Regions from separate parts of the Homo sapiens genome. Here region 2 is linked to region 1. Evidence: chromatin loops called from intact Hi-C (ENCODE). Cell type or tissue: CD14-positive monocyte. All regions are shown on one strand. Each heading gives the region's core, and the rest is flanking DNA. Links, peaks and the distances in the headings are about the cores only.

The links. A loop is a pair of places that touch in the nucleus more often than their neighbours do. Peaks named below come from ENCODE experiments on the same cell type or tissue, not always from the same donor. Only the 100,000 strongest peaks of a DNase experiment are listed, where the experiment ranks them.
Region 2: it touches region 1 in a loop (3.0-fold over the local background); 1 of 110 quality-filtered maps calls a loop at or near these places.

What each region holds. Positions count from the first base shown.
Region 1 is chr12:32,484,259-32,487,180 of GRCh38, forward strand. The region is part of intron 1 of FGD4 (FYVE, RhoGEF and PH domain containing 4); the gene reads left to right. Among named protein-coding and RNA genes, the nearest start is that of FGD4, 86 kb to the left of the region's middle. In CD14-positive monocyte, for the core only: no CTCF peak of the experiment used is centred there; DNase peaks (open chromatin) are centred at 1,623 and 2,163; H3K4me3 peaks cover 2,457 bases; H3K27ac peaks cover 2,500 bases.
Region 2 is chr12:32,372,514-32,375,435 of GRCh38, forward strand. The region is part of intron 9 of BICD1 (BICD cargo adaptor 1); the gene reads left to right. Among named protein-coding and RNA genes, the nearest start is that of FGD4, 26 kb to the right of the region's middle. In CD14-positive monocyte, for the core only: no CTCF peak of the experiment used is centred there; DNase peaks (open chromatin) are centred at 1,408 and 1,828; H3K4me3 peaks cover 885 bases; H3K27ac peaks cover 1,210 bases.

The DNA.
Region 1 (2,922 bases), core at 192-2,691:
TCATGCTTCCACTTGTTGGTTCATAAGCTGCATCAGGTGTGTGTTTTACTATACCCATCAAAATGTCCTCACCTACTCTCAAAGTGCTTTAAGGTAACATACAATTTTTAGTTTGCTATTCCATATAACATAGAAACATAATAATTTTAAGAAGTGATGTTACAAAGTTGAGCTGAGTCTAGGTATTATGGTTTGATTCTGACTACAACATCTGACTATCACATGAAAAGGGACATTTGTGTTATGTAAATGTTGAATTTACATCATGATTAATGTTTAGGTGTTTTAAAACATCTGTTATGTGATAAATTAACTAAAATACCCCTTTTTAGGCTGGGTGCAGTCACTCATGCCTGTAATCCCAGCATTTTCGGAGGCCGAGGTGGGTGGATTACCTGAGGTCAGGAGTTCAAGACCAGCCTGGCCAACATGGTGAAACCCCACCTCTACTAAAAATACAAAAATTAGCCAGACGTGCTGGTGGGCACCTGTAATCCAAGCTACTTGGGAGGCTGAGGCAGGAGAATAGCTTGAACCTGGGAGGCAGAGGTTGCAGTGAGCCAAGATCACACCACTACACTCCAGCCAGGGTGACAGAGGGATACTCTGTCTCAGAAAAAAAACAAAATAAAAATAAAAAATCCCATCTTATTTTTTAAGAAATGGCGCCTCACTCTGTCGCCCAGACTGAGGTATGGTGGTATGATAGTAGCTCACTATGTAACGTCAACCTTCTATGCTCAAGTGATCCTCCTGCCTCAGCCTGTTGAGTAGCTGGGATGACAGGCACATGCCATAACACCCAGCTAATTTTTTAAAATTTATTTTTGTAGAGATGGGGTCTCACCATGTTGCCTAGGTTGGTCTCTAATTTCTGGCCTCAAACATAAAACATTCATTTTAATCCATAATTTTACTTTATAGGCATAACAAGGATGAGAAATTTGCCTATCAATCAGTGCCTTCCTCTTTTAAAAACCTGACTTGTTTTTATATAGAAATTACTTGGGATTGCTAGGTAACCCGCATAACCATTCCTGGAAAAAAATGGAAGGCCCTTTTTTGCTTTTGGGAATATGGAGAGCTTATACACAGTTTCACTATTCAGCATTGCTTGCAGTATTTCTTACAATTTTCTGATGTCTGTCAAAAAGAATCCTCAGATCTTTTAAGACCAATTTTTTTTTTTTTTTTTTTTTTGAGACAGAGACTCGCCCTGTTGCCCAGGCTGGAGTGCAGTGGCGGGATCTGGGCTCACTGCAAGCTCCGCCTCCCAGGTTCACGCTATTCTCTTGCCTCAGCCTCCCGAGCAGCTGGGACTACAGGCGCCTGCCACCACGCCTGGCTAATTTTTTTTTTGTATTTTCAGTAGAGACGAGGTTTCACCATGTTAGCCAGGATGGTCTCGATTTCTTGACCTCGTGACCCACCCGCCTAGGCCTCCCAGAGTGCTGGGATTACAAGTGTGAGCCACTGCGCCTGACCAAGACCTATTTTTAAAGGGAAGTTTGTTATAAGCCTAAATGCCATAAATGTAATAAAGTTACATGTATTTGGCATCATACTTCCTAGTCCACCCCCGGTATTCTAGAGCTCTCTCAGTACATTTTGAAACACCTTCGTGGAATTTTGAAATGCGTTGCTTGCGTAGTTCCTTGAGCCTGCATCACTGCCAGAAGAAGACTTATGAAACAGAACTCTGTACTTCCCATTAGTTAGTTCTTTATCATGTTGAACACTAGATGTGTATGTGTCTAGTGTCTAAATACAGAATGCCTATAGTTTCTACCAACAAATTATGGATCCAAATCCTTGCTCCAGAAGCAGGAAATAGGTTAATCAGAAGATTGCTGGATGTTATGAAAAGAATCTTTTATGGGGGGCTGTGAGTATTGTTTTGCAATTGCCATTTCTGAAATATCTCAGGTTAAAACATTTGGATTTTTTCACTATGCAAAGTATACAATAGATGAGGTCACTGGTATTTCTCTTTGTTTACTGTTAAGTGATAATAATTTGTACCACGATGGAAAAATTATCGTGGATTTTCTTTAGAGTAGTTCAGTGCTGTGGTTTTAGCACAAAGGTGTGCTTTTTCTTATCTTCATGATCCAGGAACAATTACTTGAGGGAATGGCATTTCTCCCTGTGAGTTCATAGCACAGAGTGTTTCCTGAGAGTAGTGGAAGTGAGTAAGTGCAACCACTGTTGACCCTTGTCATCTCAGTCTTTTTTATTATAACCTCTTTCCTTCTACTTTTTTCACTTGTCTTCTTTCTATTTCTAATATTTAAGATTTACACTTTAGCCAGTTTCTTAAAACTTATTTGTGCACCTAATATTTTCTTGGTCATCAATTATTTGGGGATAAAAATTCCCCCTACTTCTAAAACATGAGCAAGGTACATTGGTAATTCTCAGGTTTAAGGATTTCTTGAAATAACATTATCTGATTTATTGGGATCTGAAGTATAGTTGACTTGACTAGGTACTTCTATCATTGTGGCTTAAGTGATCTTGTAGTCTTTTATATTTAACTGAAAAATCATTTTAGGTTGATGTTTTTGTTCAGAGAAACATTTTAAATTTTAAACCAATATTTTTGTTCAGTAGGAAGGAGAAAAAAATAAACATCCAAGTATAAGCTACTGTAACATTTTGAGGTGTTTTTCCTCTTTGTAGCTATTGTTTTGTGAAACTGAGGCTATACTGTTTATGGATTTTGAATTATACTTCTCCCTCTGACCCCCACCATGTATCATTAAATTATTTCAGGCTACTAAAAATTCTCAGGAAATATCCATTTCAGTTGCTCTACACTATTCTGTTACAGGTACCTTAATTAACACATCCACTATTATTAGATATTTAAAATTTTTCTAAATTCTGTTTTATAAATAATCGTGAGAAGAACATGAATTT
Region 2 (2,922 bases), core at 262-2,761, 110 kb before region 1:
ATACATATATTCAAACAGCTTTTAAGGTGAATGATTTTTTAATAAAAGAGCATTTTCTCACCTTTAACAATGTAGAACTTTTCAGCCGGACATGGTGACTCACCTCTGTAGTCCCAGCACTTTGGAAGGCTGAGGTGGGAAGATTGCTTGAGCCCAGGATTTCTAGATCAGCCTAGGCAACTTGGTGAAACCCTGTCCTTTAAAACAAAATACAAGAATTAGGCATGGTGGCCTGCATCTGTAGTCCCAGCTACTCAGGAGGCTGCGGTGGGAGGATCGTTTCAGCCTAGGAGTTCAAGGCAGCAGTGAGCCGAGATTGTGCCACTGCGCTCCGGCCTGGGTGGCAGAAGAGGACCCTGTCTCCAAAAACAGAAAAAAAGTAGAACTTTTCCATGTATACTTTTTACAGGCTAATTCCATTGTAGAGCTAAATTATCAAAATTGTTTATAGATAATAGGTATTATAATATGAAAGGAATGCCCAAGGTATATAGCCTTGGATATAATATTGAAATATATAGAGTTGTTTGGTATTTAGCACTTCCCTTCTATCAAGTAGTTTTCTACTTGGGAAAAAAAAAGAAACTTCCTGAAGATGTATCCAATTTTATATCTTAGTAACAGCTTCCTAAACTTGCCATTTACAACATGATCTACCTATGTAAAGTAAAATCAATGGTAAATGTTGAATAACAAGTGGACTCTTGAAAATATTTAGCAATCACAACTGAAACTGAATTCATTCTATGCCTTAAATGATTATAATTTATCAAATATTTATATCCAAGAAATAGTATCTTAACCTGTAAGCCAAGAATGTGTGTCTTACAGGTTAATTTACACATAATATACACCATGTGATTGCAGCATTTTATGCAAATTAAAAATATTAATACTATAGATAATAACTTTATGTAAGAAATCTATCTAAAGGAATGAAAAAAATTTAAATCATCACGAATGATGTAATGTCAAGGTGTTAGGCAAAGTGAGTTGTAACCCATATTTAAGCTATAGCTACACACTTCAGCTGGTCAGGAAGAAATATTTGTCTTCCTTTATCAAAAAGAGTATTGGGGCCAGGTGCAGCGGCTCACGCCTGTAATCCCAACACTTTGGGAGGCTGAGGCGGGTGGATCACAAGGTCAGGAGTTCGAGACTGTCATGGCTAACACAGTGAAACCCCGTCTCTACTAAAAAAAAAAAAATACAAAAAATTAGCCAGGTGTTGTGGCATGTGCCTGTAGTCCCAGCTACTCGGGAGGCTGAGACAGGAGAATCACTTGAACCCGGAAGGTGGAGGTGGCAGTGAGCCAAGATCGCGCCAGTGCACTCCAGGCTGGGCGACAGTTTGAGACTGTCTCAAAAAAAAAAAAAAGTATTGGATTACACAAGGTCTTCAAAAACATATCTTTCTTGGGTGGACACAGTGGCTCATGCCTGTAATCCTTGCGCTTTGGGAAGCAGAGGCAGGCTGATCACTTGAGGTCAGGAGTTCGAGACCAGCCTGGGCAACATGGTGAAACTCTGTCTCTACTAAAAATACAAAAATTAGCCAGGTGTGGTGGCGCAGGCCTGTAATCCCAGCTACTCAGGAGGCTGAGGCACTAGAATTGCTTGAACCTGGGAGGCAGAGGTTGCAGTGAGCTGGGATCGTGCCACTGCACTCCAGCCTGGGCGACAAAGTGAGATTCTGCTCAAAAAAAAAAAGAAAAGAAAAGAAAAGAAAAAAAAGCCATATCTTTCTTGTGTAATGTGACGATTCTGCATTACTTGCCATAAATCACATTGCATAATATGTTTAGTTCCCTAAAAAGAAATTAGTTCTGGTGCTGACTTCCACAGCACGTATAGTAAAATTGGAGTTTTTTTTACTATATGTGCTGTGGAAGTCAGCAGTCTAAGTCATGCATATTTGCAGAAAAACTGTTAGGTCGATGGGAAAGTCTGGCCTATAACCTGCTGTTTACCAGGCCGTCAAACTCTGTTTGGAGGGTCAAGTGTGAATCTTGCCATACATTATTTTCTGTTTTAAATATTTTCTTTTCTTTCTTCTTTTTTTTTTTTTTTTGAGACGGAGTTTTGCTCTTGTTACCCAGGCTGGAGTGCAATGGCGTGATCTCAGCTCACCGCAACGTCTGCCTCCCGGGTTCAAGCGATTCTCCTGCCTCAGCCTCCTGAGTAGCTGGGATTACAGGCATGTGCCACCACGCCCGGCTAATTTTTTTTTTTTTTTTTTTTTTTTGTATTTTTAGTAGAGACAGGGTTTCTCCATGTTGGTCAGGATGGTCTTGAACTCCCAACCACAGGTGATCCGCCTGCCTCGGCCTCCCAAAGTGCTGGGATTGCAGGCGTGAGCCACTATGCTTGGCCTAAGATTTTCTTCATTTATTTTCCTTTTTTTTTTTTTTTTTTTTTTTTTTGAGACGGAGTCTCGCTCTGTCGTCCAGGCTGGAGTGCAATGGCGCGATCTCGGCTCACTGCAAGCTCCGCCTCCCGGGTTCACGCCATTCTCCTACCTCAGCCTCCGGAGTAGCTGGGACTACAGGCGCCCGCCACCACGCCCAGCTAATTTTTTTTTTTAATTATTTTTAGTAGAGACGGGGTTTCACCATGTTGGCCAGGATGGTCTCTATCTCCTGAGCTCATGATCCGCCCGCCTTGGCCTCCTGAAGTGCTGGGATTACAGGCGTGCGCCACCGCGCCCAGGCTTATTTTCCAATTTATAAATGAGGCCGGGCACGGTGGCTCGTGTGTGTAATCTCAGCACTTTGAGAGGCCGAGGTGGGCAGATCACTTGAAGTCAGGAGTTCGAGACCAGCCTGGCCAAAATGGTGAAAGTCCGTCTCTACTAAAAATACAAAAAATTAGCCGGACGCGGTGGTGGGCCCTTGTAATCCCAGCTACTCGGGAGGCTGAAGC